Regions from separate parts of the Homo sapiens genome. Here region 2 is linked to region 1. A link is an interaction called in ENCODE POLR2A ChIA-PET data of the cell type or tissue named here. Cell type or tissue: Panc1. All regions are shown on one strand. Each heading gives the region's core, and the rest is flanking DNA. Links, peaks and the distances in the headings are about the cores only. Region 1 overlaps LIFR-AS1 (LIFR antisense RNA 1). Region 2 holds the start of LINC01265 (long intergenic non-protein coding RNA 1265).

The links. ChIA-PET counts read pairs that join two places held together with the same protein. Peaks named below come from ENCODE experiments on the same cell type or tissue, not always from the same donor. Only the 100,000 strongest peaks of a DNase experiment are listed, where the experiment ranks them.
Region 2: POLR2A ChIA-PET joins it to region 1 with 5 read pairs; 3 of 35 experiments call an interaction of 5 or more read pairs at or near these places.

What each region holds. Positions count from the first base shown.
Region 1 is chr5:38,563,400-38,571,399 of GRCh38, reverse strand. All of the region lies in intron 1 of LIFR-AS1 (LIFR antisense RNA 1), which reads right to left. It also overlaps a transcript of LIFR not described here. Among named protein-coding and RNA genes, the nearest start is that of MIR3650, 9.8 kb to the right of the region's middle. In Panc1, for the core only: no CTCF peak of the experiment used is centred there; no DNase peak of the experiment used is centred there; H3K27ac peaks cover 432 bases; H3K27me3 peaks cover 208 bases.
Region 2 is chr5:38,706,833-38,724,280 of GRCh38, reverse strand. All of the region lies in intron 3 of OSMR-DT (OSMR divergent transcript), which reads left to right. It overlaps LINC01265 (long intergenic non-protein coding RNA 1265), which reads left to right and starts at 4,008. Exons shown (of 5, transcript NR_104631.1): 1 at 4,008-4,096; 2 at 7,751-7,816; 3 at 8,479-8,641; 4 at 12,861-12,932; 5 at 13,505-13,914. In Panc1, for the core only: no CTCF peak of the experiment used is centred there; no DNase peak of the experiment used is centred there; H3K27ac peaks cover 1,501 bases.

The DNA of each region.
Region 1 (8,000 bases), core at 1-8,000:
TTGTATTTTTAGTAGAGACAGGGTTTCACCATATTGGCCAGGCTGGTCTCGAACTCCTGACTTCAAGTGATCCGCCCGCCTCAGCCTCCCAAAGTGCTGGGCTTACAGGCATGAGCCACTGTGCCCAGCCGACTAGTGCATACTATTTGTTCGTTTCTAGTGAAAGATGCTCACTTAATGATAACTGGTTGTATATAGCAGCACCTTGGCTCTGAATCTGATCACTGACGTTGTGGCTAACAATATTTAACCTTTGGCTGATGAAGATCAAGTTGCAGCCTACACCCACATTTTGAAGTTGCTTAAATTTGGACTACTCAGGAGACACACAGATTCTACAGATGTGAGCCAGTCACAGAACACTAGGGCTTATTCATTTTCAAAGTTTCCAATTTTTAGTTCAGTGCTTCGTACATAAAAGAGGCTCACAAATGGCTTTTGAGTAATGAATGAATACACAAACGAATGAATAATTATGGTAACTATTTTTGCTCATGAGAAAAGGTAATTAATTATAAGAAGAGTAAGTATTGTGCCAAATCTAGGATAAATTTTAAATAACACAATAGCCTTAAAATTAAACAAGAGTTCTTTTTTTGTTCTGTGGAGATTTAGCAAGTTAGATCTACTTTTGTCTGAATTATACATGCTGAAAAAATGGCATCTTCAGACACAAATTGGCTAACGTTATTAAGTAACTTTGTCCTTTAATTAGGCAAGTCACTGAATCTCTTTGTTTTCTTGTCTCCTGCGATAGGTGAACTCTAAGTTCTAAAGTGTCCATGAATCTATTCACTTATAAATATGATGCTTTGTACTTTTTTTTTCTTGCAACACCGGGAAAGTGCATAATGTTCATTCTAAAACCCAGTCTAAGTCCAGACCGAAAAAGCCTCAGGAAAGCACAGAATTCCAACATGTTTTGCAAGAAAATCCTCACTCATTAAAGGTATGCTCATAAGAGGAAAACAAGAACTCTATTATATTTTCCTACAGAAGAACTGTATGAAGTCCTCTCCACAGAATCTCAGCAAGAACAACACTCTCTTCTGGGACAATCTTGATGAACATGGGCTACCTTGGGAACTGGTGACTTGGGCAGGTCCCCTAATAATCTTTAGGTACCATTATAAGCCAACACTTACATGTACTTATTAAATAGCAGCCACTGTTCTAAATGCTCTACTTAGACAAATTCATTTAATCCTAACCATAGCCCTAAGAACTGGGTGGGATTATTATCTTCATTTTACAGACGGGCAAGTTAAGGTATAGCATGCTTAATTATCTAACTGTTATGGACCTATTAAATGGTGAGGAATCAAGATAGTATGGGTCCAGAATCTCTGCTGGTAACCCCTCTGCTATACTGCCACTCAGGATATCATCTAGCTATTGACGAAGGCTGAAACAAACTAAGTCAACTAACACTTATCGGGAGTCCACCATATTAAATGCTGTAAAGAACTAAGGGGGAATAAAATGATGAGGGCCTCATTACTGCACTTACCCAGCTAACAAATAAGCAACATACTCTAGGCAGAATGAAATGAATATTAGAATAAAGATTCTTCGGAAAGAGGAGGTAGAATTTGATATAGCCTTGAAGAATAGGATTTTAATAGATAGAGTGGAAAGACAACATTTCAGATTCAAGCAACAGTGCGATTTTAGGGTGTGCCAATTAGGCTTGTCTGCCCAGATTGTAAGACACACAGTAGGGCAGCGGTCCCCAAACTTTCTGGCACCAGGGACCAGTTTCCATGGGAGAAAATGTCTCCACGGACTGGGGTTGTGGAGATGATGGTTTCAGGATGAAACTGTTCCACCTCAGATCACATCGGGCATTAGATTCTCATAAGGAGTATGCAACCTAGATCCCTTACATGTGCAGTTCATAATAGGGTTCACACTGCTATGATAATCTAATGCTGCTGCTGATCTGACAGGAGGTGGAGCTCAGGTGGTAATGCTCGCTTGCCTGCTTCTCACCTCCTGCTGAGCAGCCTCCTGCTTCTCACCTCCTGCTGAGCAGGGTTCCTAACAGGCCACAGTCCAGTGAACCCTGCAGTAGGGGATGACATCTGGCTCTTGAAGAGTCTCAATGCTGTGCTGAGTCTAAATGTCATTGTGTAGGCAATAAAGACTAATTTGACTTTTACTTTGGAGTATAACTCGAGATAGAATGGTGGGCTATAATCTGAGCAAGAAGAATGAGAAATTAAATCAAGGCAGTTTCAGTAACAAGTGTAAAAATGGGTGATGTGGTACCAGGGTGTTGCGATATGGTGCCCAGACCTCCCCTTCAGTAATAATGATCAGATTATCCAAGTCACTGGGAATGCTGCCAAAAGAGGGCCTTCGGCCAAGGTCATGACCTCTTCCTGGGATGGTGGCATCAATGACTGATCATCACTGGGGATATAAAGGCCCCTACCTCTCACCACAGCTCAGGACAGCTCTGAAGGGCCATCTCAGCCTCAGAACTCACCACATTGTAGTTGAACTTCTTTCTCTGCCCAGTTGTGCTTTCTTTCCTTCTCTTTGACAAACTACTGTCTCAAGAGCACTCCCAATAAACCTCTCCCACACTAATCTCTGTCCTAGAGTCTGTATCCTGGGACGCTCAACCTGCTTCTGATGGCTGTAAGGTGCATTATAAAAACAAAACCCCCAGTTGGGCATGTATGCACGAATGTAGCAAATGAAGGAGAAGAAAAAGTCATAGATGATGCCCAACCAGCATAGCTAGGAGGGTGGTCTTAGCCAGCATGGTCACTCCCTACTCAGCCCCTCAGTGCAGTGTCTCTTCTTGACCCCTATAATCTACTCCTCACACATGTGGCAGAGGGATTCATGCTCCAAATCTTGCCATCATGTGCAGAAGAAATTCAAGAGTCCTTTATCCTGCCTACAACATCCCACCTAATTGGCCCCCCAGATACCTCTCCAACCTCCCCATGCTTCTGGACTCCAGCCACACTGACCTCCTTGCAGTTCTGGAACATGCCAACCATGTGCCTGTTGGTCCCCCAGAAACTCCCATAGGCCCTTGTCTCATTTCATTTAGCCCTCTCTGCTCAAAAATTCCTTCTCAAGAAGGCCTCCTCCAACTACTCCATTTAGCATAGAAACCCCTGTCATTCTCTATCCGTTTAAACCCACTTAATTTTTTTCCAAAGCACTTATTTCAAGTTGCCATTGGTACATTATTTACCTATGTGTTTATGCATGGTCTCTTTCTCTCTCTAGAATGAGAGCTCCATGAAGGCAAGAACTTTATCATCTTCACTGTTATATCCCTGGTCAGGCACATAATTTGTACATAAGTTAATGAAAATGAGAGTCATAGGAGAAGTGTGTTTTCAGCAGAAAATATCAGTTCAATTTTGAATAGGTTGAATCTGAACAGCCTTTACAACAAAGCAGTCAGATCAGATGTTTAGAAGACAGTTACTCATAGTACCCAGTCTCTGTGAGGTGTAGGGAGAGAATGAGCTAGAATGGCAGTTCCTAAGTTGCTCTGGGGGAATATTAACCTCATGGCAGGCTCTTTGAAATACAGAATGGTTGGGCCAGGTGGTGGCTCATGCCTATAATCCCAGCACTTTGGGAGGTTGAGGTGGGCAGATCACCTGTGGTCAGGAGTTCGAGACCAGCCTGGCCAACATGGCAAAACCTCGGCTCTACTAAAAATACAAAAATTAGCTGGGCATGGTGGCATGCCCCTGTAGTCCCAGCTATTTGGGAGGCTGAGGTAGGAGAATTGCTTGAACCCAAGAGGCGGAGGTTCCAGTGAGCCAGATCATGCCACTGCACTCCAGCCTGGGCAACAGAGTGAGACTCAGTCTTCAAAATAAATAAATAAATAAATAAATAAATAAATAAATAAATAAATAAATACAGAATGGTCATATTCCTTCAATGAAATAAAAACCAAACAGCTTTAATAAAAGAAAAATTAATAAACAAATAATGGATAAGAGGGAGATGAAGAGAAACAGAATGAGAGACAGAGAAACGAAGGGGATTTATTGGCTCATGTAACAGCAATGTCCAGAGGTTCAGGCTGGACAAGATCCAAGGACTCCAACAGTGATCCCAGAATTTGGTCTGTCTCCATCTCTCAGCTCTGCTAGTCACTTCTCTGAGGGTCTGCATTCTCAGCCAGGCTCTTTCCAAACAGACCACATGGAAAGTAGATCACCAGAATTGGTTCCAATTCCTTCCTTTCAACGAACGCAGTGAAAGATGGTGCCTCTTCCACAACAGTTCTTTAAAAAAATCAAAGGAATTGGACCTAAGGAGCTGGTCTGGCTTGAGTCCTAGGCCCAGAGGGATAAATGGTCTGATTCACTTAGACTGGGTCATCTCTGACACTGTGCGCTGCAGGTTCCCAGGAGCTGATGATGTGCCTCTCTTCCCAACTCCATGTTTAGTGATTTCACCTTGGTAGCTTAAAGTTGGCCATGGTAAAAGTATTTACACCATGGAAAATGTCAAATGCTACAAATCAAGGATTTTCTTCTTTTTTTTTAGAATTGGTTTTTAACACTTACCAATGAATCACTTGTCATATGAACATTTCTAAAGCCAGGAATGGGGGACAGATTCACCAGAACTCAGGGACTAAGAATGAGGAATAGGTTCCCTAAAGGACAATCAAGATATTGTTACCAGGAAAAGGGATGACTGTTGGGAAGCGTCCTCCCATATATTATATTATTACATTACATTATGTTATAATTGAGGATCCACAATGAACTAAGGGTTCTAAAAAGGCCTGTGACTTATAAAGCTGTTTAACTCAGTGTTATCCAACCTTCTGTGATTAGAAAGTCTCCTTTTTCATAAACTTCTGATTAACTTCTCAATGCCTTTGGAAAATAGTGAACAAGAGTATAGAGATATTAATACAAAAGAAGGGAACTAACAATTTATATGTAGATCTATTGCTGTGTTAGTGGCTGGGGGAAAAAAGATTCTTAATGTTTTCCTCTCCCTTGAATGGCAAATAGAAAATGCCTAAAATGAAGAAAATATTGATTTTAAACCAACTGATACGTCTGCAAACTTTATTTTAACTTTGAGCCACTGAAAGGGATTTAAAATCAAAGGAACAATATATTTCCTATATCTTTTAGGCTGAATATTATATGTTAATTCTAATATTTTTATGAGCTGTAATTAACCTTCGGTCATTGAGAAATCAAATACTCAGGCTTTTAAGCTTATATCTAAAACTTCATCTAGTGCTATGATAGGAAGAAAAAATGAAAGACAGAAAGCAATAAAAATTAATTTTAAAATAGTTTCTTTTTTTCTTTTCTTTTTTGGCAACTCAGGCTAATCAAGGACATTCTGACCATGTTTTGAGAGTCTTAATACGTAAGCTTCATCAGAGTCTTCATAAGACAAAGGGCTTTGTCTCACTCACTGTTGTTTCCTTAGCATGCATATGTATTAAGTACTCAATAAATATTTGTTGAACACTAAGTTTTAAAAATCAACAATGGGGCTGGGAGCAGTGGCTCACGCCTGTAATCCCAGCACTTTGGGATGCCGAGGTGTGGGGGATCACCTGAGGTCTGGAGTTCGAGACCAGCCTAACATGGAGAAACCCTGTCTCTACTAAAAATACAAAATTAGCCAGGCATGGCAGTGCATGCCTGAAGTCCCAGCTACTTGGGAGGCTGAGGCAGGAGAATCACTTGAACCCGGGAGGTGGGGGCTGCAGTGAGCCGAGACTGCGCCATTGTACTCCAGCCTGGGCAACAAGAGCGAAACTCCGTCTAAAAAAAAAAAAAAAAAAATCAACAATCATGACAGAGGTATATTTTATCCACTTGATGCTTTCTCATATACATCATCTCATTTCATATGTTTTGTGGACATATGAAGGCACTGTCTGCCCTTCCCACCTTCCTTCATGTAGGAATTTACCTTCCCCCAATAGCTATGTCACCATCCGGGACTTTATATTCTTTTACGTGGCCTTTCTCCCTTCCCTTTTTGCCTAAATTAGTTAGGCAATAGCTATGCTGCCATTTGGGACTTAATATTCTTTTTCATGATATTTCCCCCTTCCTTGTTTGCCTAAATTAGTGAGGGCTGTATTTCTACCACTTGCAGGAAAGGAATCTTCATTGAACAATTTTCACTGTTATATCTGTTATACTGAAAACTATATTAATGGAATACTGATATGCTTTGTTCTTCAACTGAAAATTTTTATTTTCTAAAGATAAAGTATTAAACATCCAAGGCTCAATACTGAATATAAGTCTAGTATAATTTCAACAAATTCCTTACTAAACTGCTGTGCAAAATAAAGATGAAAGCTCACACCTGTAATCCCAGCACTTTGGGAGGCCAAGGTGGATGGATTGCTTGAGGCCAGGAGTTTGAGATCAGTTGGCCAATGTGGCGAAACCCTGTCTCTACTAAAAATACAAAAAATTAGCCAGGCATGGTGGCAGGCGCCTGTAATCCCAGCTACTCGGCAGGCTGAGGCAGGAGAATCACTTGAACCTAGAAGGTGTAGGTTGCAGTGAGCCGAGATTGCACCACTGCACTCCAGCCTGGGTGACAAGTGAGACTCTGACTCAAAAAAAAAATATATGTGTGTGTGTGTGTGTGTGTGTGTGTGTGTGTGTGTGTGTGTAGTGTGTGTGTATATATATATTGTGTGTATATATATACATATGCATATGTATAACACTCTCTAAATCCAATGGAGACAAAAATAACACTCTCTAAAGCCAATGGAAGTGTCTAGGGATGCTCCCGGCTGTTGGTGGTTTTGAATATAACATCACTTTCAGGTTGAAGAAAGGAGTAACCCACCAGAGATGAATAGCAGTATGAGAATCCAGTCATGGGGGACTGGGTGTGGTGGCTCACACCTGTAATCCCAACACTTTGGGAGGCTGAGATGGGAGGATCCTTTGAGCCCAGGAGTTTGAGACAAGCCTGGCAACATAATGAGACCCTGTCTCTACAAAAAATAAAATTAGCCAGGCATGGTGGTGTGTCTGTAGTCCCAGCTACTTGGGAGGCTGAGGTGGGAGGATCACCTGAACCCAGGAGGTCAAGGCTGCAGTGAGCTGTGATGGTGCCACTGCACTCTAGCCTGGGCAGTAGTCTAAAAAAAAAAAAATCCAATCATGGGGTCTCAAAGCAGAAGAGTAGTGTGGGGAAGGGGGATGGGCTGATCCTACAGAGACACAATTCTGCACTCAAACAACACCCGAAGGAAAGAGCAAGTCTCTATCTCAACTAGCAATACAATCTGAAACAGGAATGCAGGAGAGAAAGAGTTAGATTCAACCCTACAGAGACAAAGGACAGGAGCCATTTGGACTAAAGAGAGACAGAATTCAGAGCATGTCCTTTGGGTTGAGAAGAGCCTTTGACAGCACTCAGTCAAAACCCAACTTTGTCAAAGCCTCACTCACAGCGGCACTACGGTGTAGGTGAGATCCTAGTGAAGCTCCTGAAACTAGAAGTGGCAGGAGAAGGTTCAGTGGCCAGCACTGAAGTGGAACATAGCGTTCAGGAATGAGGAGTGTGGGCTTTGGAGCCAGACTGCCATGGTTTGAATCACACTGTTGTCAGTAACCGTGTGGCCTTTGGCAAGTTAGTGAACCTCTTTGCCTGATTTGTAAATGGAGATGACAGCCCTCCCTGTAACTTGCAGGATTGTAGGGAGGATGGGCTGAGTTGGTACACAGTACCTGGCATGCCGTAAGTGCTTAATAAATGTTCAATGTTTTCTAGTGATTATGAATTCTGAGCCCCACTTTTAGCCAACATCTTCTAAATCATTATAAATTATGATGACTTTGGAATTAAACAGACTGGTGCATTCATATCTTTGTTATTTTACTCCTTTGAGCTTTGGTCTCTTCACCTGTAAAGTGAGACTAATATCTACATATATAAAACACAGAGAAAGTGCCTAGCATGGGGACTCTTTATGTTAATAACCAATTAATATT
Region 2 (17,448 bases), core at 5,404-13,403, 150 kb before region 1:
CCGTGTGTGTGTGTGTGTGTGTGTGTGTGGGTGAGGGTGTTATGTATGTGTGTATTGGTGCAACAGACTGTGTCCCCCCAAAATTGATATGCTGAAATCCTAACCCCCAGTGTGATGCTATTAGGAGGTGGGGTTTGGGAGCTAATGAAGTCATGAGGGCAGAGCCCTCAGGGATGGGATTAGTGCCTTTATGAAAGAGCCCCCAAAGAAATCTCTCATCCTCTTTCTGCCATGTGAGGAGGCAGTGAGAAGATGTCAGTCTGCAATCTAGAAGTGAGTCCTCACCATATCCTGACCATGCTGGCACCCTAATCGTGGACCTCCAGCCTCCAGAACTGTGAAAAATAAATCTCTGTTTTTTATAAGCTACCCCGTCTATGGTATTTTGTGATAGCAGCCTGAACGGACTAAGACAATTGGGGTGGTAGGGGGAGGGGTCCTTAGGAGGAATTACCACCTATTAAGATGGAGCATTGAGGATCCACTTAATGTAACAAGCAGAGATCAAGCACTCACAGAATGGCTAGGATTTAGGAAAGAGATAAATGGAGACAATAACAATAATGATAATACAACACTTTCTGTGACTAAACTCTATTTTGAGTCTATACATTTTGAGAAATGAGTCATCGGGGGAGAAGAGCAACAACATATATCTAATTAACAAAAAACTCAGGCTGATGTAATACATAGTATAATTAAGAAAAGAGCTATGAAATTGCAAAGGAGGGAGCTGGAGAACAACATTTTGCAGTCGGAGGAGAGAGACAGGAAAGGCTTCCTGGTGAAGTCCATTTGTGTCGCAGCACCTGCCCCGGCCCACCCAGCCTCCACCCAGAGGGACAGTAACAAGGCAGAGGCCCTCACACCTGCCAGCCATGTGGGAGGCCATGGCACACATTTGGAGGAGCGCCCCCAACCTCCATTTTATCCCCTTTCTATCTGGAACGGTTGGAAAGCTGAAAGCCTTCCAACGCTGCCTTGGAACTCAAGCTCTACAGGAAAGCTTGGTTTAGCCAGAGAGCTGCCCTTGCCAGAGATATGGGAGGCAGACAGGAGGCAGAGGCCATTCTCCATGGCTATAGCAGCTGATGAGTGAGCGCCAACAGATGCGGGTGTTTCGACAGCTGACCTCCAGCTTCTGCTTCAAGGGATGAGGTGGTTGAGGCAGCAGCCCTGGTAATTGTGAAAGCAGCAGCAGCCTGTTCTCTGGATGCTACCCACGGTTTGGCCTTGAAACCTACACTTGATCAGCAGCTTCCTGACTTCTGCCCCCACAGCCCCTCCTGCTTGAAATACCTAATTGTTTCTGTTTTCTGCACTTTACTCTGAGAAACAAAGATGCTTTGGATGACTAATTAACAACTTCTACAGATAAGTAGTAATATAGAGAAAATGACAGCTAATTTGGACCTGGCCACAATCACTGCATCCATTTGTTACCCTCTTACAAATTGGCCTCTGTTCCACCATCCTAATAGAAAAACCCTATCTGAGATATCCAGTGACCCCATCCTTGCAGAGAGACCCCTTAGTGACCTCTCTGCTAATTCGTTGCCCCTCCCTTCCTTAATATGGTTTCTTCCTGCATCTGACCTTTCTGTGACTACCTTCTCTTTTTCTCTGAATTATCTTTTTCCCCACCTCTATCATACTGCCTAAGTTCTTGGCCTTCTACACTTCTAACTTTGCATTCTGTCTCTTGGGAAAATACATTCATGCTTTCTTTTGTCATTTCTGATTATCTACTATGTGCTAGGAGCTACAGCCCAGGTGAAGATAAGTTGCAAGATTCTTTTAAGAGAGGAAAGTCAGTTACAGAAAAGGCACTTTCTAGTGCAATGAGCATTCTAGGGAAGGTAGCCATAAAGGGCTTTGAAAATGGACGGTAGAAAATGAAGGAGGCTTCATGAAGAAGACAGCTTGGGAGTTGAACTGGAGAGGACTTTGACAGGTGAAAACAGGCCTCAGGGAAAGGAAAACATTTTAATAGGTGGAAATAACATGAGAAGAATTGAATGGAAGTAAAAAGGTATAGGGCACGTGGGGAAATCCTACTTGCATCCATAAAGCAATCCAGTATACGGTGTGCATCACTTAATGATGGATATATGCCCTGAGAAATTTGTCCTTAGGCTATTTTGACATTGTGTGAACATCATAGAGTGCACTTACACAAACCTAGATGGTATAGCCTACTACACACCCAGGCTATATAGGGTAGCCTCTTGCTCCCAGGCTGCAAACCTGTGCAGCAGGTTACTGTACTGAATACCGTAGGCAACTGTAACACAATATAAATATTTGCATGTATATAAACATGTCTAAACATAGAAAAGGTACAGTCCAAATACAGTATTGTAATCTTATGGGGCCACCACTGTATAAGTGATCTGTCATTGACCAAAATGTCATTTTGGGTGCATGACTCTGGTTAGATTGTGAGTTCCGTGGGTGAGGAACCTGTTCACTAGCTGTCTCTCTTCCCAGAATTCAGCATTGTGCCTGGTACATAGTAGGCCCTCACTAAGTACTTGTGAATGAAAGACAAGAGAGACGAGTGGATAAGTCTAGTTCAGAGCCCAACCACTCCGTTCTGCCCACACTGCTGCAGTTATGTCAAGACAGGGAGACAGAGCCCTGAGCAAAGAACTCTAGTCCTCAGCATTTTCCATGAACCCCAGCCAGAGAGCTTCCTCCTTACTTTCCCTTCTACTCCTCTGTAGTTAAGCAATCCATTGGGTCAAAGGTACCACTAACCATCAGCTAATGTTGATGGTTCTACCTTTAAAATTTATACAGAATATAACCCAGTTCATATTCTGGATTCTGCTACAACCAAGTTCATTGCTTACATTCCACCTTGATCCCTGACAAACACAGCAGCCAGCATGGTCCTTTCAGGAACATCAGTCCCAGCACATTACACCTATGCCCTTCCCAGCCCCACATGTTCTCCAGGGCCTTACATGGTCTCCTCTGTGATATGGTTTAGCTCTGTGTTAACACCCAAATCTCATGTTGAATGTAGTCCCCAGTGTTGGGGGAGGGACCTGGTGGGAGGTTATTGGATCATGGAGGTGGATTTCCCCCTTGCTGCTCTCATGATAGTGAGTGAGCTCTCACGAGATCTTGTTGTTTGAAAGTGTGTAGCACTTCCTCATTTACTTGCTCTCTCTCTCCTTCTTTGCCATGTGAAGAAGGTGCTTGCTTCTCCTTCACCTTCCACCATGATTGTAAGTTTCCCGAGGCCTCCCCAGCCATGTCTCTTGTACAGCCTGTGGAACTGTGAGTCAACTAAACCTCTTTTCTTCATAAATTATCCAGTCTCAGGTAGTTCTTGATAGCAGTGTGAGAAGGACTAATATGCTCCACTAACTTCATGACGAGCATGTACACTCACTGCTTCAACTTCAGCTATTTCCATGCTAGCTAATTTCCTTCTCACGCATGGTGAGACATGCATTTCAATTATCTTCTTAGTTTCTTCTAACTCTTGCCTATTTACCTCATTCAAAAAATGTTATTTCCTCTCCTTTCTTGGTCCCTTTTGTGATCCAAGAAATAAGCTGTATTAAGCCTAATGAACCTAGGAATAATTTTAGAGATTTAACTACCCTGGGGTTTGCAATGAAATTAGATTAAACAAAGAACCTAGTTGGCATCCTCTGAAGTTTTTCAGAATCTTACTTCTATAGCGTATATCAGCATCCCCACAGAGGTTTCGATTGCCTCCTTCTGCTCTCCTAATAATCCTGCTATTCTTTCGAAGGCCAGCCTCTTTCAAATTATGTAATCTTTCCAAAATAACATCTTACTTAGGATTATTGTTTTTATGATTGTTTAAATAGTAATATAGAAAAATAGGGTTTTCTTATTTCTTTCCTTTGCAATAAACAATTTTCAACAGTATAATAGCTTAAATAGGTGATTGTGATGTCACCCTTAGGATATAATCACTGCTTGTCACATCGTTTCTGTAGAAAAACCAACTCACATAGGATGAAATGTGATGGGGTGAAATCATGGCAGTGTGATTTTCAAACACCAACTTGCCTTGGAAGGGAATGTGGGGATGTGCACTGCTGGAAGCCATGTGAGTTTTGAGAGTATGTAAATTCAGATGACTGGAGGGAATGTGGTGTAGTAAACAATTATGCAGTGCCTATTTGTGTGTGCATAATTGGTTGCTAGGACTGAGCATTAGTCACCAAATTACAAAAGCATGACTTTTCCTTCAGTGGATGTAGCACTTTCCCAGGATACACAGCTTGGGGACAGTAGCATGGGTTAGAGTTTTGCCCCATTCGCTCACTCGGTAGAGGTCTGTGTGCAGTGTACAATTTGCACAACTATATGTGGGCCCCTGCTAAGTTATCCAGAAAAATTGCATTCATATGATGTCCTACAAAATGCCAAAATCTACAAAGCAGTCAACCTGTATAGTCTACAGAGAAAGGAAGGACACGCTTATTCTAGTGACCCAGATTCAAATCATAGCCAAAGAAGCAGTGAGGATAAAAGGTCAGAGAAAAAAGTCACACAATCCTGGAGTTGGGAGAGAAAGAATGGGGCATGGATGAGGCAAAGGGAGACAAAGAGGAAACAGATTGGAGAGAGGGAAGAGAAAGGAAGGAAGGAAAGAAGGAAGGAAGGAAGGAAGGAAGGAAGGAAGGAAGGAAGGAGCAAAGAAGATTCATGCATAAAAAATATAAGTTATTTTTGAAACAGTCATGAACCCCCCCCCTTTTGGAGGCATTGTTGTGGGGAGACAGAGATGAGTCCTGATCCTTAAGATTGATCTACTCACATGCAAAAGAAGGAGCAAAGCAATTACACACAAACACACACACACAGACACACACACACACACACACGCAATGAGGCAGCCATCCTTATAAATTTCAAACTGGAGCAAGGCACAAGAAGTCCATATTAGTCACTATTAATAGCTATGCCAATGAAAAGTTCTTGCTTCTCAGACCAGCACACCATTCTCAGAAGCCAAAGGAGGAGAAAGCTTCAGAGAGCTAAAGTTAAATCAGTTCAGAAGAGGAAATGCTCCCAGGGATTTCACTGTTTCATTTCACAACACCTGATAAGCTGTAAACAAGAGACAGATGGGACATTGATTTTGAGTCTGTGTGTCCTTCAGATAATCTACGCAGGCTAGGTAAGATGAAAATAAAGGGACGGGCTAGGGCCGGGATTTTAGAGCTTGAAAATATTTTGCTGCCTGGGAGAGTGTCTGTAAGCAGATGATAATAATGACAGTTGGCTGTAGTCCTTGGCAGATGCATTTCCCAAGCATTTTCAGACTTAATGAGACCAGAGAGCATCCCGTGGGGCAGGACAGTCATGTTATTAGCAGATTACGGTAAGGAAATGGGGGATATCTATGGGTTCAAGTGAGCGATGGGGACACCAGAAGTAAGTATCTCAGCCTGAATCTTCACAAACACTTTTGCTTCCAACTTTCTCCCAGGAGGGGCAGGGGAAAGGGGTGGCTTGAAGTATGAATGTGATTTCAGGGAAGAGGAGAATGATTCTCCACGTGTACATTTAGTCCCTTGTCCTCATATTTGCACACATGCCCATGATGCTGCCTGAGCTGGCAGAAACCACCCCACTACAATGGGGCCTGTATATATTGTACCACTTGCACAATTATATGTGGGACCCTGCAAAGTTATCCAGAAAAAAATGTACTCATATGAACCCTAGTCATCCAGCTGCCAGCACTTTCTCAGTACCCTTCCCTGGTTTGAAGATTTCCAGATTTATGAATCCCACTTCTCCAGGAAGAAACCAGAAACTCACTTTCCTAAGTTGTCTATAGCTGGACACAAGCATGGCCCTGGCCTCCTCAGATAGACCATGCCAGACTTTGATTGTAGGAGAGCCTTGTGGAAGAAAGAGTGCGGAGTGGAGGAATTCTGATGAGGGTGACAGAGAGACACTTAGTTTGCAGAGACAAAGGTTGTGGTGGTTCCAGTGGTAGTTCCCCTGCTGTGCTGTAACAGCAGAGACTCTCCTGGAGCAATAATTGAGGTATTCTACCCAGCTCAGTAGCCTCCAAGCCTGATTGTCCAACTCTGTGTAAAAACCAATACAGTTCAGTGACTACAATTGAAGTAGCTACAGTGAATTCTGTTGTTTGCAACCAAAAACTCTTACTAATTGTCTTTGTACTTATAGGCGATGCAAAAACAAAACAAAACAAAACAAAAAACACCCAAACTTCAGTAATTAAAATGAAATTTTCATGTAATAATTTTAGAAAGGATTTAGGTATTCAAAAATGCTTTTGCAAAAAGTATAAATGTACTTATATTTTATTTTAAAATCAAAGAAACACAATCCCAGAGAAGCCTAGTCATATATCAAGCTGCTTAGCACATTAAGATTAAAATGAGAATTAGGGGCCGGATGTGGTGGCTCACGCCTGTAATCCCAGCACTTTGGGAGGCCGAGGCGGGCGGATCACCTGAGGTCAGGAGTTCAAGACCCGCCCAGCCAACATGGGAAACCCCGTCTCTACTAAAAATACAAAAATCAGCTATGCATGGTGGGTGCATGTCTGTAATCTCAGCTACTCAGAAGGCTGAAGCATGAGAATCACTTGAACCCAGGAAGCGGAGGTTGCAGTGAGCCAAGATTGCACCACTGCACTCCAGCCTAGGGGATAGAGTGAGACTCTGTCTCAAAAAAAAAAAAGAAAAAAGAAAAAAGAAAAAAAAACGAGTTAAATGCAACATTTTATAAATCAAAATTAATGCAAAAATCCATGATGAATGAACAAAATATCAAAATTTTAAATAAAGACAAGATCAGTATTACTGACTTTTTCCCTTTGTCTCAGACTCTAATATATAGTTACTTATGCTGTCTTTAGGGAACTTGCACATGTTATCTTTAAACAAATTAATAGCACAGATTAGACTACTTCGTTGCCTCTTCAAATAATCAAAGTTGAAATCTTCTTCTTCCTGGTATGTGAATCTTCTTCAGCAGAATATATAGTAGCATCTCTCGCTAGAAGCATTCCTGAGCCCACAAATTTGGATTAGATCAAAATTTCTGTGTCCAGACCTGTCTGGATCTTGCAGAAATATTAATGCTGGCAGAATCTCTAAAATAACAGAGTAAACTAAACCAAATTAAACACAAGGAGACATAAGATCAAATTTTAATGAATATTTGGGCTGCTGGCTACCCAGCACTTCTCAACAGGTGAATGCCTTAATAAATCACAAGGATGGTAGTAATTAGTGTTCATTTCACACTATATGCCAGAGGCCATGTTAGACACTTGAAACAGTGGATGCTTCTTGTCACAATTCCCATGAGGCAGGAAGTCCTATGACAAAAGTGAAGATGAAGTTCCTAGTTAAGAAGTGGCAGAGCCACATCATAAGCCCAGGGTAACAAACGCCAGGGCTGAAGTCTCCCTGCCACATCATGCTTTATTTTAAGAAAGTGGACTTTTTCTCAAGAAGCCTGAGGACCGCAAAGCATCAGGCCTGGACTTCCCCAGCAGGCAAATGGATATTGTTAGAACGATGGCTTGGGGAAAGCCACAGCTTCTCTTTTATGAGTGAAGGGAGTGGAAGGAGAGACAGCTGCAGCCTACAAGCCTGGAATCTCTGTCCCACAACCAGCATCCCTCAATTCTCCCTGCCCCGCTGAGGAGTTTGTCTAGTCCCAAAGAAGCACCTAACGTACTTTTATGCTCAATATACAATCCTAGGTGTTCTGATATGAGAAGAACTTCTTCAGAAGGTATCTTAATGCATATGGGGAAACTGAGGCCCAGGTAAGTAAAGTAATTTTCATAGAAAACTGAAACTAGAACCCAAGTCACTCAATCCCCAGTTAAGACTGAGTTCATCACACCATATGGCCATGCAGATTAAGTCCTGAACTCTGTCTACGCAAAAAACTGTGCTTCGTCACTGAGGCTGACAGACCCTCTTCAAAAGGTTTAGTCTGTACATCAAAGGTAAAAAAAAAAAAAACAACTGGCATTTTATAGGCTAAATCTAGTTTGCAGATGTAGTTGGGTTTTTTTTTTCTTGGTTTGTCAAGTGATTTTGAAAAATTTGAACTAGCTGATACAATTTAAAAATCAGGAGTTTTCACATGCAAATCCAGATTTCTGGCTCCCCTTGAAAAAAAATCCAAGATGAGGACACACTGGAACCACTTTCTCACATGGCAGCTATTGGTTAGAGCAGGTGGTGTGCTGAGCCAGATCATACTGGCTCACAAGAGCCAATGATAAAGTATTCAGAAATGCTGTGGGCCACGTGTTAAATGGTAGCTTGAAATCAGCCATAGGATCATTTACACCAGCCATGTTACCACCAGCCATGTTACCATGGAAACATGGACAATGGAAACATTTGTCCATTGTCCATCTGCTCCTGCCCCCCATTGGTCAAGGATGATGCCACCAGCAAAATTCTCTTGTTCTAGATTGCACATACATGAGTTGCCCTGGAAAATCCCAAGTCAAAGAAGCTGCACTGCAGGAAATCAGTATGGTGCAGGCCCCAGGCAAGGCATCACTGACTACACTTGCAAGAAACAAACGCCTGCAAAAATCAGGACAGGATGATTTTGAAGCTGTGCAAAACAGGTGTCTATATACTGGCTTTTTTGAATAGTGTAGCTATGAACATTCTTGTACATCTCTCTTGTGCACGTGTATATATTTCTGTCAGATACACGCCATAGGACTGGAATTGCTGGAACATAAGGCATTCACATGTTCAACCTTAGGAGAAATGGCCAAACAGTTTTCTAAAGTGCTCTCATTTATTTACATTCCCACCAGCCATAAAGGAGAGTTGTGGTTGCTTCAACATTTAGTGCTGCCATATTCTTTTTCAAACCGTCACTTAAAATATCACTTCCAAAAAAAAATAAATAAAATAAAAAATAAAATAAAATAAAATAAAAAATAAAATATCACTTCCTATTAGCTCAAGATGACTGTCAGTTTGTACCTCTTTGGCTATTTGGTATACTTAGCACCACATTTTATATCAGGCCATTTGTGTTCTGTGTCATGGCCATGGATGTGCTCACACATATTCCAGGCTGATGGGGTAAGATCAACAACTTCACACTTGACCCAAGTGGCAATCCAAAGTAAACAAGGAGGAAGGAAGAAGTCAATAAAATTCCCAAAAGAAGTCACCATAATTGATTACATTTCATTTATCAGAAAACCATTCCAAGTCTTTGACTAATTTGAGACTCCCTGTTGTGATACAAAATCTCTTCCTCTGTGAGTTATTATAATTCTTGCCAGGAATATCCAGGGACCTGCTTTTCTCTGCTCCAAGTCTCAGAGTCCAGGCTGTTTGTAACATGTAATCTATGATTGAGAAACAGGAAAAAAGGGAGACCATCTTACAAGGTCTGGTCCCAAACCTCCTTTCTCTTTAATTCCAGCCCCAAATCAACCCTACTTGACTGTTCCCTCATGCCACAAAACAACAGAGTGCTCTCATTCTGAAGTGCTTCCTTGGCTCCCACTGGTCATGATAGAATTCACTTCCCAGTAGTCGTTTTGGCCTGACCTCCAACCAGGATCACCTCCTAGGAGATGCACCAAGTCTGGGAAAATCACCCTCAAGTATCTCTGGCTTCTAAACGTCCATTCCAAAGACTGAGCAGTGAGGATGAATTAATTGCAAGTAGAAGCAGTTTCTATTTAGGAGGCCAAAGAAGCTCCCTGTGCTCTTCCTCTGCGACCTGCAGCGGACAGCCCACTCTTTGGCCATGATGAGCAGAGGCTCTCCAATCCTGCCTCTACCCTTTGTACTGTTCCAGCCAGCCCACCTGGGACAGGCATTCTTAGGTACACTGCTGGTCCATCCTGCCATACCAGACCATTCATGCCATGCCCACAGGGTGGTGTCCTGGGGGAGAGTCCTCCTCTCAAGAAAGGTGCTCTTTCTTCACCATGGGCAAAGGGAGGTCAAGCTGACCCCAACATTTTGTGTTGGCAAGCATTCAGGAGATGCTTAGTAGCTGTGAATTATCTCAACACCCCCTCACGTCCCAAGGAAGAAGTCACAAGTCATAGCATTATTCCTTTTTTTTTTTTTTTGAGATGGAGTCTCTCTCTGTTGCTCAGGCTGGAGTGCAGTGGCACAGTCTTGGCTCACTGCAAGCTCTGCCTCCTGGGTTCACGCCATTCTCCTGCCTCAGCCTCCCGAGTAGCTGGGATTACAGGTGCCCGCCGCCACACCCAGCTAATTTTTTGTATTTTTTTTTTTAGTAGAGACGGGGTTTCACCGTGTTAGCCAGGATGGTCTCGATCTCCTGACCTTGTGATCCGCCCACCTTGGCCTTCCAAAGTGCTGGGATTACAGGCGTGAGCCACCATGCCCGGCCAGCATTATTCCTTTGACATGTATTCCTTCTCCCACAGGGCAAAGCTGGCTTGCTCACGAGTGGGTCCACATATCACACACTCCAAACATGCCAATTCACCATACTTGTAGGAAGCAGGCAGCAATGAGGGTGACAGAAAGACTTGAGAGCTTCATCCAAAAACTCGTTTACTGAAATAACAGCAAATATTTATTGCTGGGCTCACTATGTATACTTACTAAGCACTTTCTATATATCTCATTTAATTCGCACAGCCCTTTGAGGCAGCTACTAGTATTAGCCCATTTCATATCTGTGTCCATGAATTCACCATTAGGAAGTGGTTAAGGTGAGATTCAAACCCAGGAAGTCGACCTCCCAAGGCCATGCTCCCAGTAGCTATAATGTAGCAGGATTTCTTACCCCGTCACCCAGCTGTGCATCCTCAGCCCCCAGCTACCTGTTTTCATCTACCTTGTTTGTGGTCCCAGCTCCCAGACTATCTTGAAAGTGTCTCCAAGGCTTTTGGTTGGGAGCCAGCCCAACCTCTTATCTTCTCCCCAAACCTCCAAGAGACTTTCTAAGATCAGAACCCTTGAAGCATTTTGAGCAGCCCAGTAGCAGAGTCCACACCAGTAACCTTCAGCTACTAGCAGAGCAGAGTCCACACAACAGACCTGAACTCCTCAGCTTCAAGTCCCAGCACCATCACCCAACAGGAGTGAACATTTAGCAGGTTATCTAAACTCTCCAAGGCTTGGTTTCTATGTCAGCACCACAGTATAATAATAATGCCTGCCTAATATGGCTTTTCATAGGATCCAGTGAGCTGATGCATGTAAAACACAGTACAGTTAAGGGCACAGTGAGTACTAGCTTTCACTAGTCATAAAACACCTGTTCAGTTTTTAGTTTTTGAAATCTTGAGGTTAGAAAGTGTAAAATGGATTCCCTTTTAATTCTGGCTTTTCTCCAAGTCTTCTTTCCTTTATCTCCATTGTATTCCCTGTTAGAAGTCTCCATTCTAATGGTGTGAGTACTCAACACAGTGCCTGGCCCTGAGCAGGCGGCAATGCCAGTGTTACTACTTCCTTCTAGCTTTTATTCTCCCTACATCATCCCGATACTAACTTATCCTTTCCCTCTTCTCTTGATATTTTTGTTCACCCTTTTCTATCTGCTTGAGGGAAGCTGAGAGACCTAGATACCATATTTAGAGTGGCTTAGGCAACATCCACAAGGCCAGAATAGCTCATCTGTCCAGAACTAAAACGAGATCCCTGCTCTGCAGACTCTTCACCCAGCCCTTTTATGAGGTATCCAGTGTCTGACTTTGGATCATGATTTTGTCTTACAGAGGGCTGTTATCAATGTCCATTAAAACCACAGAGTGGCTGGGTGCAGTAGCTCATGCCTATAATCCTAGGACTTTGGGAGGCCAAGGCAGGCAGATCACTTGAGCCCAGGAGTTTGAGACCAGCCCAAGCAACATGGCGAGACTCTGTCTCTACAAAAAATACAAATATTATTTGGGTGTGGTGGTGTGTGCCTGTAGTCCCAGCTACTTGGGAGACTGAGGCGGGAGGATCACCTGAGTCCAGGGAAGTTGAGGCTGCAGTGAACCATGATTGTGCCACTGCTCTCCAGCCTTGGCAACAGAGTGAGACCCCATCTCAAAAAAAAAAAAAAAGCACGGAGCATTTTATCAAAAAGCATCAGTAAGACATCCGTGAAAAGTTGGCTTCTTATCTCAGAAGTGTGGTTCTGTTCATGTCAAATATGCATTTTCGTATCTCTTGTAAGCACATATGATTGAGGTTAAATCTCATACTCATACTACTGCAGTGGCTCTTGATCAGGGAGAGTATCAGAATTACACTTCTGAGATTTCTCAAGATGGCTTTAAAATCACAGAACCAGGGATGTGTGTATTTTGATTCAGACACTGTTCCCACTTCCAGACCCTGCTTCTACCTTCCCAGTCAACAACCATTATCCTAGTAGCTTTTTAGATGGTGGGCATCCATCCAAATGAACAGCTCTGGAAATGAAAGCTTAAAAAATCAAAATAGGCTGGGCCCAGTGGCTCACACCTGTAGTCCCAGCACTTTGAGGGGCCAGCGTGGGAGGATTGCTTGAGCTCAGGAGTTCCCGATCAGCCTGGGCAACATAGTGAGACCCTGTCTCTAAGAGGTGGAGCACACTTGTAGTCCCAGCTACTTGGGAGCAGGAGGCAGGAGGATTGCTAGAGCCTGGGAGGTCCAGGCTGCAGTGAGTGTGTATATATATATACACACACACACACACACACACACTACACACACACACACACACACACGTATATATGTATATAGATAGTCTAATTTCTGTCCAAAGACGCTCTGTTTGCTCCTTGATTCTCTGTCCTTTTAAAATAGCCTGTCTTTCCAGTTCACACCTAAGGTTCTGACTTACTTTCTTTTCCCCAATAGTTGTCATAGCCTTCTCCAGCATGTGTTCCTTCTGTATTTCAGACATGGCAGAGGAGACACAGCAATAACTAAGTAAGTACAGCAAATCAAAGGATGGAGCCCCAAACTGAAGCCAAGTCTACTATATCTTATCAATTTACTGAATAACATTGTCTCTCTCTGTAGAGGTTACCCTTTTATGCACATAAATGTGAATTAAAACATCTCTGCCCTGCTCCATTCAGCAATACAGCTCTGCAACGATGCACGCTGCCATCCATTTCACTGGAACATTTGCCGTAAAGTTGCTTTTAAAAGACATTCTCTTACAATACTGTCAACGGCCCTTGCATTAAAAATGAGAAAAATATGGAAACATGCATTAAAATATTCAGAAATAAATGGCTTTTTTATTACATAAAAGCTCTCATGTGTCTCAAAGGTACTGAGAATAGAATACTTTATCATAAATTAGATTATTATTGCTGGGAAAAGATCTATTTTAATGCCACTTTTCTTGGGGATTAAACCAAACCCTAACAGTCCATTTGGGGGTGTTCATAAATGTGTAAGTCAAATACTGAAAAGCTTTAGTGGAAAATACATGCTGATGAAGCAATCTTGGAAAAGACAGAACACATTCTGTTTGTTCTCATGTCTGGCAGGGGGCAACTATTGCATCCAGAAAAAAAAAAAATGAAGATAATGACTTCTCTGCAACTAAGATGAAGATCCACTGAACTTTGGGGTTTGAAATGCAACGTTAGAACTTCAGACTCCCGGCACCTAGGTCTCCAGCTGCTGGGTGGTGCCAGCATCAGAGATACACTCTGCAAAACATATACTGTCTTAGGAAAAAGTGACCCTGTTGTCCTTTCAGGCCCATATTCCACAAGAAGACAAATGGAGATGTAAAAGGAAAACTGCAGCTCCGACTGAAGAGAGAGCAAGTTGTCTGTTCTGATACAGCCAGGAAATAAGATGTTCTGGTTAATATGTGCTAAAGATGTGGTGCTGACTTTCCGACTCAGAATATGATCACATGTTTTTCTCATTAAAACTATATTGAATATTATTTGACCATTGTTGAGTCAGTCATCTTGATAAATATTATCTTCGTACAGTCCTGAGCAGAGAGTCAGTGACTAGAATGCCACTGAAACCAGCTTTTTATAGGACACGGTTTTCATGGTTTTAGGGCATGGAGAAACTTGCACAGTAATCCACAGTATTCAATTATTTAGGCAGGGTAGGAGAAAAGTGATGAGCATTCATTTTGCTAGCAGTGTAACTTCCGTGGAGAAATGGTATACTGATTGTACTTCACATTCCCTATACATGATCCAGCACTGTGATCAAAGATGGAAGGAATCTCTTCATAGCTCTCCTTCCTTTCTCTTTTCTCATTTCCTTACCAATTCCCTTTATCCCTGGTCCTTTTACATCTTTATTTTTAGTCAATACCCTGTTACTCTGCTGGAAAGATCTGTGTGTGAAGCTGGATACTAAAAATGTCATGATTGCCACTTATTTGGAGGAGTAGAGTGGAGGATGTGGGCAGCATAGCAGCCCAGGCTGGAAGAGAGGAGCTGGAAGGGAGGAAGTTTGGCTGAAGGACAGGCCCCCTCAGGACTGATTTCTTGGCAGTCTATCCAAGTCCTTGGGTGTCTGCACTGGAGTTATAATAATAGCCAATATTTATTAAGCATTTTGTCAGTGCCAGGATCTGTGCATTATCTTCTTTAATCCTTACCTAACCCTGTGCAGTAGGCACTATTACCATCTCAGTTTAAAAGATGCGGGCTAAGACTCAGTAACTTTAGGTGTATGTCCAAGTTCACACATCAACTAAGTGGCTGATCCAGCTATGTTTCATTTCAAAGCTTGAACTTAGACCATCCCCCTCCAATTAATTAGCTATGCCTTCCTTCTTACACTTATCTCTTTCCTCTCTCTCCTTTTTAAGATTATAAAGACTTTGGCCAGGCACGGTGGCTTATGCCTGTAATCCCAGCACTTTGGGAGGCCGAGGCCGGTGGATTACTTGAGGTCAGGAGTTCAAGACCAGCCTGACCAACATAGTGAAACCCTATCTCTACTAAAAATACAAAAATTAGCCAGGGGTGGTGGTGGGTGCCTATAATCCCACCTGCTTGGGAGGCTGAGGCATGAGAATCGCTTGAACCCAGGAGGCAGAGGTTGCAGTGAGCTGAGATCTTGCCATTGCACTCCAGCCTGGGTAAAAGAGTGAGACTGTCACACACACACACAAACACACACTATACAGACTTTAGAAAATATGCCTCTGTGTCCTTTAAACACTATTAAAGAGCAAAATGGTAGTTCCTGGACCAAAATTCACAGGACCCAAATCCTTATTTCTATGTAGCCACCAACTCACTGTATTATCGTGACACTGGACTACTGGCATCTGTAAAATTAGGAAGTTCAACCAGATGGTATCTGAGGATGATTTGGCCTCTGACATTGGGTGAACCCCCAGCTTCTAGGAGAGGGTGTGGGGCATAACTCACCTGGGCTATTCCTACTTGGGATGTGAGTGGCAAGAAGGCAGCACCTATGATTGTAGTGACTGGATTTCCAAGCCTCCAATCAGAACACCCATTACCTGAATCACTGAGTGATAACAAGTTGTAATGGTAACATCAACCCTACTCCAGAAATTCAATGATATGGAAGGTGGGTAAATCCAGACCCACTCTCTTGTGGAGGGTGAGGCACTTCATGAACTTCTATATTTCTATCACCCTATCTCTCCTTTGACATCCAGTCCCTGAACTTCTCCTCCAGCAAGCAAAATAAAGCCAAGAGTGGTGTATCTGTCCTATTATAAAATCATACCCAGGATTCTGGACTTCTTAGCTGATTTCATCTTATTCACATGTGTTTGCATATTGCCTTTTGTTAAGTGGTTCCAAATCCAGTTTGTAAAGTATGAGATGGCCTCAATGTTCTAGGTAGGGCAAATGCATTCTCATTCAGAGCAAAGGTGACCACCATAGGAAGCAAGTTTTTAAGCCCTTCCCACTTTAGGAGAGACAGAAAACATAATTAAGCAAATTTGCCATGATGAGAGGCCTGGCTCTCCTTCCATTTAATGGGGATAGAGCACTGTGGAGAGGAAAAGTGCCAAATGGTATGTGATTTTTAAAATCTCCTACGCATTTAATAATTAATGCTCGTTTTCTTCTATTTTTCCCCACCCCCACAACTCCTTTCCCCACTCATTACAGCTCTTTGATATCCCCTCAGGAATTATGATATCTCCAGCTGTTTACATAACCAGAGATTAAGTCCAACTGAAGGAGAAATTTAGGCCACAGAAAAATCAGGATAAGAAAGCCAGAAATGTAGTTTGCCTTGGGGTCACATTCTGAGATTCAGTCATAGCAGCCTCAAAGAGCATTGAGCAAAAGTTTTTTGGTGGACTCATGAATTGGAGGTGAGAGTGGTTGACTGCTATTTGCAAAGCTGGATTAAGTGAAAGCAAATGGTAACTGACACAAGCCTCCTTTCTGGAAGGAATCTGCTGTGCATGAGAGATAAGATAAAGCTCTAATAAAAATACTGACTTAGTTTCTGCCCTTTTGTGCTTACCTGCTCTGCTCCGCGTTATCTCATTTTTGTAGGCTTGACCCTGCTGCAGTTTGCAAGTTTCTAGATGAATAACTGTTGCATCTTTGTACGTGGTGGGTTTCGTGCATGGAATTATGTTGCCCAATCCATTGCCTCTCCTCCCCCATTGCCCCCACCCTTTCCCTGCTCTGACTTGAGCCAGCCCGATGCTGAGGCCAAATAAGCCATTACTTTAATAAGCCATTATTCACAATGGATTGGAAAGATAAGGAGCCCCACAGTGAGCTGACATCGGCCTTGTATTCCTAATCAGGAAATAGCAGATAGGGGATGTGCATGGGACGGCGGGTTTGCAGCAAGAAAATTTTGGGGCACTTCTTGGGTGAAAGGGGAGGTGGGAGGGGCCGGGCAGGCCCAGGCAAGGACAGCTGCTCCAGTGGACAGTCTGAGTCAGTGCCTCTCGACCTCTATCTGGGTGTAAGAGAATCATTTGTGTTGCTTATGAAAATGCAGATTCCTTGGCCTCAGCTCCAGAGATTCTGATTTGGTCCATAGGGAGTGGGTTTCAGATAATTCTAATGCAGGCAGCCTAGGATCAAAAACACTGCTTAAGGGCAATGGGCTACCTGTACCAAGAAGGGTTAAGGAGGAGGAAAAAGAGCAGAGAGTAGAAAAGTGCAAAGGTACCTGAAGGCAGCAAAAAAGTAAGGTCTTTGGAGTCAAACTTAGATTCCAATCTCAGGAGCGTTCCCCCTTAATCTTTATGAACATTCTTCCCCACATATAAAATAAGGGGAAATAGCAATGATAATAATAGTTCATATGCAAGGGTTCTTATAGCCCAGGGTTACATGTTTTAGTGGGTTAGCTCATTTATACCTCATCACACTACAAAGAGGACATAGCATTATTCTCATTTTATACCTGAGGAAACCGAGGCACAGATGGAGTGTTAAACTGGCCTAAAAGGCCACACCGCTAACAAGTGCTGGAGCTGTGATCTGAACCCAGG